Linked DNA regions of Homo sapiens: region 1 is linked to region 2. Evidence: read pairs that join two places in POLR2A ChIA-PET (ENCODE). Cell type or tissue: CD4-positive, alpha-beta T cell. All regions are shown on one strand. Each heading gives the region's core, and the rest is flanking DNA. Links, peaks and the distances in the headings are about the cores only. Region 1 overlaps MMP24-AS1-EDEM2 (MMP24-AS1-EDEM2 readthrough). Region 2 overlaps MYH7B (myosin heavy chain 7B).

What was found. ChIA-PET counts read pairs that join two places held together with the same protein. Peaks named below come from ENCODE experiments on the same cell type or tissue, not always from the same donor. Only the 100,000 strongest peaks of a DNase experiment are listed, where the experiment ranks them.
Region 1: POLR2A ChIA-PET joins it to region 2 with 5 read pairs; 2 of 35 experiments call an interaction of 5 or more read pairs at or near these places.

What each region holds. Positions count from the first base shown.
Region 1 is chr20:35,158,644-35,164,007 of GRCh38, forward strand. All of the region lies in intron 5 of MMP24-AS1-EDEM2 (MMP24-AS1-EDEM2 readthrough), which reads right to left. Among named protein-coding and RNA genes, the nearest start is that of PROCR, 11 kb to the right of the region's middle. In CD4-positive, alpha-beta T cell, for the core only: no CTCF peak of the experiment used is centred there; a DNase peak (open chromatin) is centred at 2,978.
Region 2 is chr20:34,992,205-34,997,568 of GRCh38, forward strand. It overlaps MYH7B (myosin heavy chain 7B), which reads left to right. Exons shown (of 45, transcript NM_020884.7): 25 at 898-1,021; 26 at 1,130-1,266; 27 at 1,942-2,197; 28 at 3,132-3,374; 29 at 4,142-4,318; 30 at 4,409-4,554; 31 at 4,879-4,969; 32 at 5,047-5,364. Among named protein-coding and RNA genes, the nearest start is that of MIR499B, 4.4 kb to the left of the region's middle. In CD4-positive, alpha-beta T cell, for the core only: no CTCF peak of the experiment used is centred there; no DNase peak of the experiment used is centred there.

The sequences.
Region 1 (5,364 bases), core at 265-5,264, 170 kb after region 2:
TTAAACATTGTACTAGAGGTTATAGCCAGAACAATAAGTTGAAACAAACATTATAAAAATTAAAAAAGAAGAAATAATCTGTCATTATCTATTGGTGCTATGAATATGCATGTAGAAAATCCAAAAGAGTCTAAAAATAATTATTATAACAAACAAAAGAATTTATTAAGGTTGCTAGAAACAAAACTAATGCAACAAAATCATCAGTACTTCTATATGCTGAGAATAAGCACACCATGAGATTTAAAAAAAAATTATTTGCAATAATATTTTTAAAATATGGAGAACTTGACTGGGTGCAGTGGCTCATGCCTGTAATCCCAGCACTTTGGGAGGCCAAGGCGGGCAGATCACTTGAGGTCAGAGTTTGAGACCAGCCTGGCCAACATGGTGAAACCCTGTCTCTACTAAAAATACAATTAGACTGGTATGGTGGTGTGTGCCTGTAACCCCAGCTACTCTGGAGGCTGAGGCAGGAAAATTGCTTGAATCTGGGAGGTGGAGGTTGCAGTGAGCCAAGATTGTGCCATTGCACTCCAGCCTGGGCAACAGAGCAAGACTCTGTCTCAAAAAATATATATACGTATGTATATATGAAGAACTTAGAGGGGAAAACTTAACAGAGGATGGGCCATATGTTCAGAGAGAAAATTATGAAACTCTGAGAGATACCAAAAAAGATGTAAACAAATGAAAAAAATACACCCTATCATGCACTGGATGATTCAATATTGTGAAGATGTCAATTCTTCCCAGTCATTTACATGCTAAATGCAATACCAACCAAAACTTCATCAACGTGATAAAAAAGATTCCAAAATTTAGGTGTAGACGTTCAAATATTCAAAAATAGCTAAGACACTCTTGAAGAACAAAGAGGAAAGGCTTGATCTACAAGATATAAATACATTATGAAATAATACTAATCGAGGGCCAGGCACTGTGGCTCACGCCTGTAATCCCAGCACTTTGGAAGGCCAAGGCAGGTGGATCACCTGAGGTCAGGAGTTCGCGAGCAGCCTGACCAATATGGAGAAACCCCGTCTCTACTAAAAACACAAAATTAGCCGGGTGTCATGGCGTGTGCCTGTAATCCCAGCTACTCGGGAGGCTGAGGCAGGAGAATCTCTTGAACCCGGGAGGCAGAGGTTGCGGTGAGCTAAGATCCTGCCATTGCACTCCAGCCTGGGCAACAAGAGTGAAACACCGTCTCAAAAAAAAAAAAAAAAAAAGAGAAAAAAAAATTTAAAAAAAAAAGAAATAATACTAATTGAGATAATGAGCATTGGTACCAGGTGAGACAACTGGACCACTGAAACAGAATAGACATATTTACTGTAAGTCAGAGATGCCACTGCAGATCAGTAAGGAAAGGCCAACTTTTGATAACTGGTTCTGTCTGGGACAGTGGATATCCATTAAAAGAAACTAATCTTGACCTCCACTTCATACCATACCTCAAGGTGAAAGACAAAACTAAAAAGCTTTGAACATAAACAGAATATCTTCATGACCTTGGGGTTTAGGGAAGGGTTGCTTAAATAAGGCACAAAAAGTACAAACTGTAAAGGAATAGGTTGATAAACATAACCACCTTAAAATTAGGAACTTTTGTTTATCTAAAGACATGATAAAGAAAGTGCAAAGCGGCTGGGCGCGGTGGCTCATGCCTGCAATCCCAGCACTTTGGGAGGCTAAGGTGGGAGGATCACTTGAGCCCAGAAGTTTGAGACCAGCCTGGGCAGCATAGCAAGACCTCATCTCTACAAAAATAAGGTTTTTTAAAAAAAAAAAAACTGTGACGGTTAAACCACCTACTCAAGACTCAGCAATGGTGGATGCCCTACGACACCTAGGTGGCGTAGCCTACTATACCCCTAGGCTCCTTGGTATAGCCTATTGCTCCTAGGCTACAAACCTGTAGAACATGTTATGATCCTGAATACTTTAGGCAACTGTAACACAACGGAAATATTTGTGCATCTTAAGAAATCTAGGATTTGCTGGCAAGATGGCCAAATAGGAAGAGCTCTGGTCTGCAGCTCCCAGTGAGATCGATGCAGAAGGTGGGTGATTTCTGCATTTCCAACTGAGGTACCCGGTTTATCTAATTGGGACTGGATGGGCAATGGGTGCAGCCCACGGAGGGCAAGCCGAAGCAGGGTGGGGCGTCGCATCACCCAGGAAGTGCAAGAGGTTAGGGGATATCCCCCCTAGCCAAGGGAAGCGGTGAGGGACTGTGCCCTGGGAAATGGTGCACTACGGCCCAGATACTGCGCTTTTCCCAAGGTCTTCGCCACCTGTAGACCAGGAGATTCCCTCTGGTGCCTACGCCACCAGGGCCCTGGGTTTCAAGCACAAAACTGGGCGGCCATTTGGGCAGACACCGAGCTAGCTGCAGGAGTTTTCTTTTTTTTTTTTCATACCCCAGTGGTGCGTGGAACGCCAGCAAGATAGAATCGTTCACTCTGCAGGCTGGGCGCGGTGGCTCATGCCTGTAATCCCAGCACTTTAGGAGGCCAAGGTGGGCAGATCACGAGGTCAGAAGTTCGAGACCACCCTGGCCAACATGGTGAAACCCCGTCTCTACTCAAAATACAAAAATTAGCTGGGTATAGCAGTGGGGGCCTGTAATCCCAGCTACTCAGGAGGCTGGGGCAGGAGAATCACTTGAACCCAGGAGGTGGAGCTTGCAGTGAGCTGAGATTGCACCACTGCACTCCAGCCTGGACGACAGGGCGAGACTCCGTCTCAAAAAAAAAACAAAAAAAAAAAAACAGGTTTGTTCAATCCGCTGGAAAGGGGGCTGAAGCCAGGGAGCCAAGTGGTCTGGCTCCATGGGTCCCACCCCCACAGAGCTCAGCAAGCTAAGATCCACTGGCTTGAAATTCTCGCTGCCAGCACAGCAGTCTGAGGTCGACCTGGGATGCTTGAGCTTGGTGGTGGGAGGGGTTGTCCGCCATTGCTGAGGCTTGAGTAGGTGGTTTTACCCTCACAGTGTAAACAAAGCTGCAGGGAAGTTCAAACTGGGTGGAGCCCACCACAGCTCAGCAAGGCTGCTGTGGCCAGACTGCCTCTCTAGATTCCTCTTCTCTGGGCAGGGCATCTCTGAAAAAAAGGCAGCAGCCCCAGTCAGGGACTTACAGATAAAACCCCTGGCCAGCACGGTGGCTCACGCCTGTAATCCCAGCACTTTGGGAGGCCGAGACGAGTGGATCATTTGAGGTCAGGAGTTTGAGACTAGCCTGACTAACATGGTGAAACACCATCTCTACTAAAATACAAAAAAAATGAGCCAGGCGTGGTGGCAGGGGCCTGTAATCCCAGCTACTCGGGAGGCTGAGGCAGGAGAATTGCTTGTACCCAGGAGGTGGAGGTTGCAGTGAGCCGAGATTGTGCCACTGCACTCTAGCCTGGGTGATAGAGTGAGACTCTATCTCAAAAAAAAAAAAAAATCTCCCTGGGACAGAGCACCTGGGGGAAGGGGTGGCTTGGAAACAGCTTCAGCAGACTTAAACGTCCCTGCCTGATGGCTCCGAAGAGAACTCCCAGGACAACATTCGAGCTCTGATAAGGGTCAGACTGCCTCCTCAAGTGGGTCCCTGACCCCTATGTATCCTGACTGGGAGACACCTCCCATAGGGGCCAACAGACACCTCATACAGAAGAGCTCTCGCTGGCATCTGGTGGGTGCCTCTCTGGGACAAAGCTTCTAGAGGAAGGAACAGGCAGCAATCTTTGCTGTTCTGCGGCCTCCAGTGGTGATACCCAGGCAAACAGGGTCTGGAGTGGACCTCCAGCAAACTCCAGAAGACCTGCAGCAGAGGGGCCTGACTGTTAGAAGGAAAACTAACAAATACAAAGGAATAGCATCAACATCAACAAAAAGGACGTCCACTCAGAGACCCCATCTGAAGGTCACCAACATCAGAGACCAAAGGTAGATAAATCCATGAAGATGGGGAGAAACCAGCACAAAAAGGCTGAAAATTCCAAAAACCAGAATGCCTCTTCTCCTCCAAAGGATCACAATTCCTTGCCAGCAAGGGAACAAAACTGGAAACAGAGAATGAGTTTGAAGAATTGACAGAAGTAGACTTCAGAAGGTGGGTAATAACAAACTCCTCCGAGCTAAAGGAGCATGTTCTAACCCAATGCAAGGAAGCTAAGAACCTTGAAAAAAGGTTAGATGAATTGCTGACTAGAATAACCGTTTAGAGAAGAACATAAATGACCTGATGGAGCTGAAAAACACAGCACGAGAACTTCGTGAAGCATACACAAGTATCAATAGCCGAATTATCAAGCAGAAGAAAGGATAACAGAGATTGAAGATCAGCTTAATGAAATAAAGCGAGAAGACAAGATTAGAGAAAAAAGAATGAAAAGAAACAAAGCCTCCAAGAAATATGGGACTATGTGAAAAGACCAAATCTACATTTGGTTGGTGTACCTGAAAGTGACAGGGAGAATGGAACCAAGTTGGAAAACACTCTTCAGGATATTATCTAGGAGAACTTCCCCAACCTAGCAAGACAGGCCAACAATCAAATTCAGGAAATACAGAGAACACCACAAAATCAATGTGCAAAAATCACAAGCATTCCTATACACCAATAACAGACAGAGCCAAATCATGAGTGAACTCCCATTCACAATTGCTACAAAGAGAATAAAATACCTAGGAATACAACTTACAATGGATATGAAGACCTCTTCAAGGAGAACTACAAACCACTGCTCAAGGAAATAAGAGGTCACAAATAAATGGAAAAACAATCCATGCTTATGTATAGGAAGAATCAATATCGTGAAAATGGCCATACTGCCCAAAGTAATTTATAGATTCAATGCTATTCCCATCAAGCTACCATTGACTTCCTTCACAGAACTGGAAAAAACTACTTTAAATTTAATATGGAACAAAAAAGAGCCCCCGTATCCAAGACAATCCTAAGCAAAAAGAACAAAGCTGGAGGCATCACGCTACCTGACTTCAAACTATAGTACAAGGCTACAGTATACAAAACAGCATGATATACCAAAACAGATATATAGACCAATGGAACAGAACAAAGCCCTCAGAAGTAACACCACACATCTACAACCATCTGATCTTTGACAAATCTGACAAAAACAAGCAATGGGGAAAGGATTCCCTGTTTAATAAATGGTGTTGGAAAAACTAGCTAGCTATATGCAGAAAACTGAAACTGGACCCCTTCCTTACACCTTATACAAAAATTAACTCCAGATGGATTAAAGACTTAAACATAAGACCTAAAACCATAAAAACCCTAGAAGAAAACCTAGGCAATACCATTCAGGACATAGGCATGGGCAAAGATTTCATGACTAAAACAC
Region 2 (5,364 bases), core at 217-5,216:
GAAACCCCATCTCTACTAAAAATATAAAAAAATTAGCCGGGCGTGGTGGCGGGAGCCTGTAGTCCCAGCTACTCGGGAGGCTGAGGCAGGAGAATGGCCTGAACCCGGGAGGCAGAGCTTGCAGTGAGCAGAGATCGTGCCACTGCACTCCAGCCTGGGCGACAGAGCGAGACTCCGTCTCAAAAAAAAAAAAAAAAAAGAATTTTCCCCCAAATGTTTCTTCAGTGATAGGGTACAGCATGTCACCTTCTACTAATATTTTTTGCCTTTAAAAAAATTTTAAAAATAGTGCATGCCTTCTGTAAAAAGCCTCTTTAAAAACTTAATGAATGCATTTAAAATCCCCCCAAGGTTGTGTTTTTTTTTTTTTTTTTGAGACGGAGTCTTGCTCTGTCACCCAGGCTGGAGTGCAGTGGCAGGATCTTGGCTCACTGCAACCTCTGCCTTCTGAGGTTCAAGCGATTCTGCAATTCTTCTGCCTCAGCCTCCCGAGTAGCTGGGATTACAGGCGCCCGCCACCATGCCCCACTAATTTTTGTGTTTTTAGTAGAGATAGGGTTTCACCATGTTGCCCACGCTGGTCTTGAACTCCTGGGCTCAAGCAATCCACCCGCCTTGGCTTCCCAAAGTGTTGTGATTATGGGCGTGAGCCACCGCACCCAGCCAACCCCCCAGGGATTTTAAGTGGAGTGTCCCTAGTGTCCCAGTGTGGTGACGCATCCCTGGCCCCCTTGTTTGGCATGTGCCCTGCTGGAACCTCTGCACCAGCCTCGGAGAGGCCCAGGAACGAGTCCCCTGCTACCCACACGAGCCTCCTCAGTCCCTGACTTCCCCATTCTCAGTGGCCTGTGCCCCATACCCAGCCCTCTCCTGACCAGCTCTGCCCTCCTTTCCCAGGTACCGTATCCTGAACCCCAGTGCCATCCCGGATGACACCTTCATGGACAGCAGGAAGGCCACAGAGAAACTGCTGGGCTCGCTGGACTTGGATCACACCCAGTACCAGTTTGGCCACACCAAGGTCGGGGCACTGTGGGATCAGGGCTGGCCATGGCTGTGGCGGTCACACTGGGCAGGGTTCATGCGGATGGTTGGGGGTTACCCTGGCTGTCTACCTCTCCGCCCCCAGGTGTTCTTCAAGGCTGGGCTTCTAGGCGTCCTGGAAGAGCTCCGTGACCAGCGCCTGGCCAAGGTGCTGACGCTGCTGCAGGCGCGGAGCCGTGGCCGCCTCATGCGCCTTGAGTACCAGCGCCTGCTGGGAGGCAGGTGGGTGTGGGAAGGAGGCTGGGGACAGGGTGTGTCCCCTGCCTCTCAGCTCCCAGACCCACTGGCTCTCCCAACCCTAACATGCTGCCCTGTAGTCAGATCAGCCCCTGTGGCTGGTTGGGGCAAGGTTCTGTTCTGTGTCCCCCAGCCTCCATTTCCCCACCTCAAAAAACGGGGTACGGCACTTGCCTCTCCATTTCAGGACATCAGCGTGTGGCCCGGAGGGGTAGCGATGGCACCCAGTGTCTTCCAAGACTCTTGCGGGCCGGGCCCCAGGCAAGATACTTTCTCTGCATTATCCTGGTTAAAGCGCTGACGGTCCTGAGAAACAGGCGCTGTGATGGCCTCCACTCAGCAGAAGGGTGCCCGTGTCAGAGATCCAGAGCTAGCTGGCACGTCAGCCCAGGCCGCTGACTCCAGAGCCCCGTGGCTTAACAGCCCTGGTGTCTTCCGGGAATTGCAGAGGCCACCAGGACATGGGGGGCTCATGAGCCCCTTCACTGGAGGCAGGCCTGTGGGACTGTGGGCCTCCCCTCACCCTCACCTATAAAGCAGAGCTATTAGGAGCTACTCCATGAGGCTGCTGGGAAGGCAAAACAAGTGAACTGTGCTGAGTGTCACCATTTGTGACGGGCAGCACTGAGCCACCTTCACAGCTTGGCTGCCCCTCCCTAGGGATGCGCTGTTCACCATCCAGTGGAACATCCGTGCCTTCAATGCCGTCAAGAACTGGTCATGGATGAAGCTCTTTTTCAAGATGAAGCCGCTGCTGCGCTCGGCGCAGGCTGAGGAGGAGCTGGCGGCCCTGCGGGCAGAGCTGCGGGGGTTGCGAGGGGCGCTGGCTGCGGCCGAGGCCAAGCGCCAGGAACTGGAGGAGACGCACGTCAGCATCACCCAGGAGAAGAATGACCTGGCCCTGCAGCTGCAGGCTGTGAGTCAGGGTTCCCCTTGTGACCGGGCGTCCCCAGCCCCGAGTACCCCTGGCTGCTCTGAGGGATAGTACAGCGAGACCCATGGGGCTCAGGCCTTATGTCTCTCTGTTCCAAAGATGCCATGAGATGAGGCCTCCATGTCCCAGCCTCACCACCCCAAGGCCTCGTCTGGCACGTTTCCTGGCACTCTCCCCTCGTGCCACCTTGGCCTCCCGCTAAAGCAGAGGAACCCCAGCTCCCCAGCTCTCCCCTCCCTGCAATCCCTGAAACCAAACAGACCCATGCTCTCTTCTCTGGTTAAGGGCCATGGGAACCCAGGTGGCAGGTAACAGGGTGATAGCCAGAGAGCACAGATCAAAGGTCTGGAATCTCCCCAGGTCCACAGAGCAAGCTTTCCTGCCTTCGGCACATGGCTTTGTGTATCAATTGTGTGCCAGGCTCAGGCTAGTGCAGGAGGAACGTTGGTGGGAAGACAGAGATGGCCCTGTGGTCACAAAACTCACCTGCTAGTGCAGGAGACTGTGACGCAGCTGGACAGTAAGGAAATGGGGGGTAAGGATACCTGAGCCCTTCCAGGGACTGCCTCCAGGAGCCCGTCCGTGGCTGTGCAGAGGCTGCTGCTGCTCACCCTGCCCCTCGGAAGGCCTCAGCCCAACAGCGGGGCAGTGAGCAGCGGGCTTCCCTCTCAGAACCCTTGTTTGGGCCTCACTCTGGGCCGCCCCGCACTTCTAACTTTCCCCTCTTAATGCTCTGGTGTGTCCCTCTGCGCTATTGCCCTTCCATGCCCAAGAGCGAGTCAAGACATTCCTGAGTTCTCAGAGCACAGCCAAACTTTGCTACAGAGGCAGTTTCCTCTCCAGGGCCTGGCCTGGTGTCTCTCTGCTGGTTTACCTGGCCCTCCCCCAACCTGGCCCCGTTCCGTGTGCCCTCCAGGAGCAGGACAACCTGGCAGATGCCGAGGAGCGCTGCCACTTGCTGATCAAGTCCAAGGTGCAGCTGGAGGGGAAGGTGAAGGAGCTGAGTGAGCGGCTGGAGGATGAGGAGGAGGTGAACGCTGACCTGGCCGCCCGCCGGCGCAAGCTGGAGGACGAGTGCACGGAGCTCAAGAAGGACATTGATGACCTGGAGCTGACACTGGCCAAAGCTGAGAAGGAGAAGCAAGCCACTGAGAACAAGGTGTGGGCCGGGCCAGCTGTGGGGAAGGGCCCTGAGCCAGGGGCCAGCTTTGGGGCCAGGTGGCTGCAGGTCCCACCCCGGCTCTGCTAAGCCTCTGCTTTCTGGCCCTGGGCATGTCACTGCCTTTCCTGGGCCTCAGTTTCTTTATCTGTCAAGTGGGGTTAGCAGCACTTACCCCATTAGGGTAGGTGGTGATGTGTGTAATTGGCCTTTACTGAGCACACGCTCCTAGGCCTTGCACACGGTAGGTGTTTAGCACATGCTGGCAATCCTCATCCATCCCGGAGTGCAAGCCCCTTGAGGGCAGGAACTCCATGTCCCCAGCTCGGCATCCCGCAGGTGACTTCTGCCCTTGAGCCCTCGTGATGGCCCCTGTGGTTCCCAGTGCTGGAGGAGGGACTCCATTACACAGGAGGGAAAGTGAGGCAGGGGTAGGCAGCTTAGGTTCTCACAGGTGCTCACTGAGGAAGCCGGGACTAGGAGGCAGCTGCCCTGAGCACATGCTAATACTGCACATGGCTGGCATCTGTGGATTTCTCACCAGGCCAGGTGTGGTGCTGAGCACTGCGGGTGCATCCACTCGTGAATCCTCATTACAACCCCATGAGGAGGGTCCTTCCCTCAGGCAGAAGCGGTGGAGGCTCGGAGTCAAGTGACTTGCCTGAGTCCCATAGCTGGAAGGGGCACTTGCTCTGACCTGGTGTGGTGTGGTGGCCGCTCAGAGTGCGGGGAAGGGCGTCCCCATTCTGGCCCTGGCCCTGGCACAGGTGAAGAACCTGACGGAAGAGATGGCTGCGCTGGACGAGTCAGTGGCCCGGCTGACCAAGGAGAAGAAGGCGTTGCAGGAGGCCCACCAACAGGCCCTGGGTGACCTGCAGGCCGAGGAGGACCGTGTGAGCGCGCTGACCAAGGCCAAGCTCCGGCTGGAGCAACAGGTGGAGGACGTGAGTCAGGGCCACCCCGAGACTGGGTGGCGGGGCCGGGGTGCCGGCTGGCTTGGGCCATGGCTGACCCCTGCTGTGCCTGCTCTGCAGCTGGAATGCTCCCTGGAGCAGGAGAAGAAGCTGCGCATGGACACGGAGCGGGCCAAGCGCAAGCTGGAGGGTGACCTGAAGCTGACGCAGGAGTCGGTGGCTGATGCTGCTCAAGACAAGCAGCAGCTGGAGGAGAAGCTCAAGAAGTAGGTGTGGTGGGGCAGCAGGTGGGGGCCTTCTGAGCCTGCACCTGGCCCTTGTTCCCTTCTGGATTCTTGTGGTTCCTGCGGCATTGCAGAGGTTAAGGGTGGGGGTTGACAGATGGGGCACTGGGGTGCAGGGGTAGTGTCTTGCCCTCCCTGTACTGAGGGCCCTAGCCAGGGTCCAGGGCTGAGGCCTCAGGGCCCAGTGCAGCAGGTGCATGGGGTGAGGTCCCTCAGGGCCTGAAGGGGACTGGGGGGCGTTATGGGGTCCCAGGCGGGTGGGTGGGAGTTAAGGCCTGTGCTGGCCACCCACTCTGTGGCTCCCAGGAAGGACTCCGAGCTGAGCCAGCTGAGCCTGCGGGTGGAAGACGAGCAGCTCTTGGGGGCCCAGATGCAGAAGAAGATCAAGGAGCTGCAGGTGCGTGGGGATCGGGTGGGTGAGGCCTGGGGTCAGAGGCCCACAGAGGTGACAGCTGCCCCACGTGCCCACCCCAGGCTCGGGCGGAGGAGCTGGAAGAGGAGCTGGAGGCAGAGCGGGCAGCCCGGGCCCGCGTGGAGAAGCAGCGTGCAGAGGCGGCGCGGGAGCTGGAGGAGCTGAGCGAGCGGCTGGAGGAGGCAGGCGGCGCATCCGCGGGGCAGCGCGAGGGCTGCCGCAAGCGGGAGGCGGAGCTGGGGAGGCTGCGGCGGGAGCTGGAGGAGGCGGCGCTGCGGCACGAGGCCACAGTGGCGGCACTGCGGCGCAAGCAGGCGGAGGGCGCGGCGGAGCTGGGGGAGCAGGTGGACAGCCTGCAGCGGGTGCGGCAGAAGCTGGAG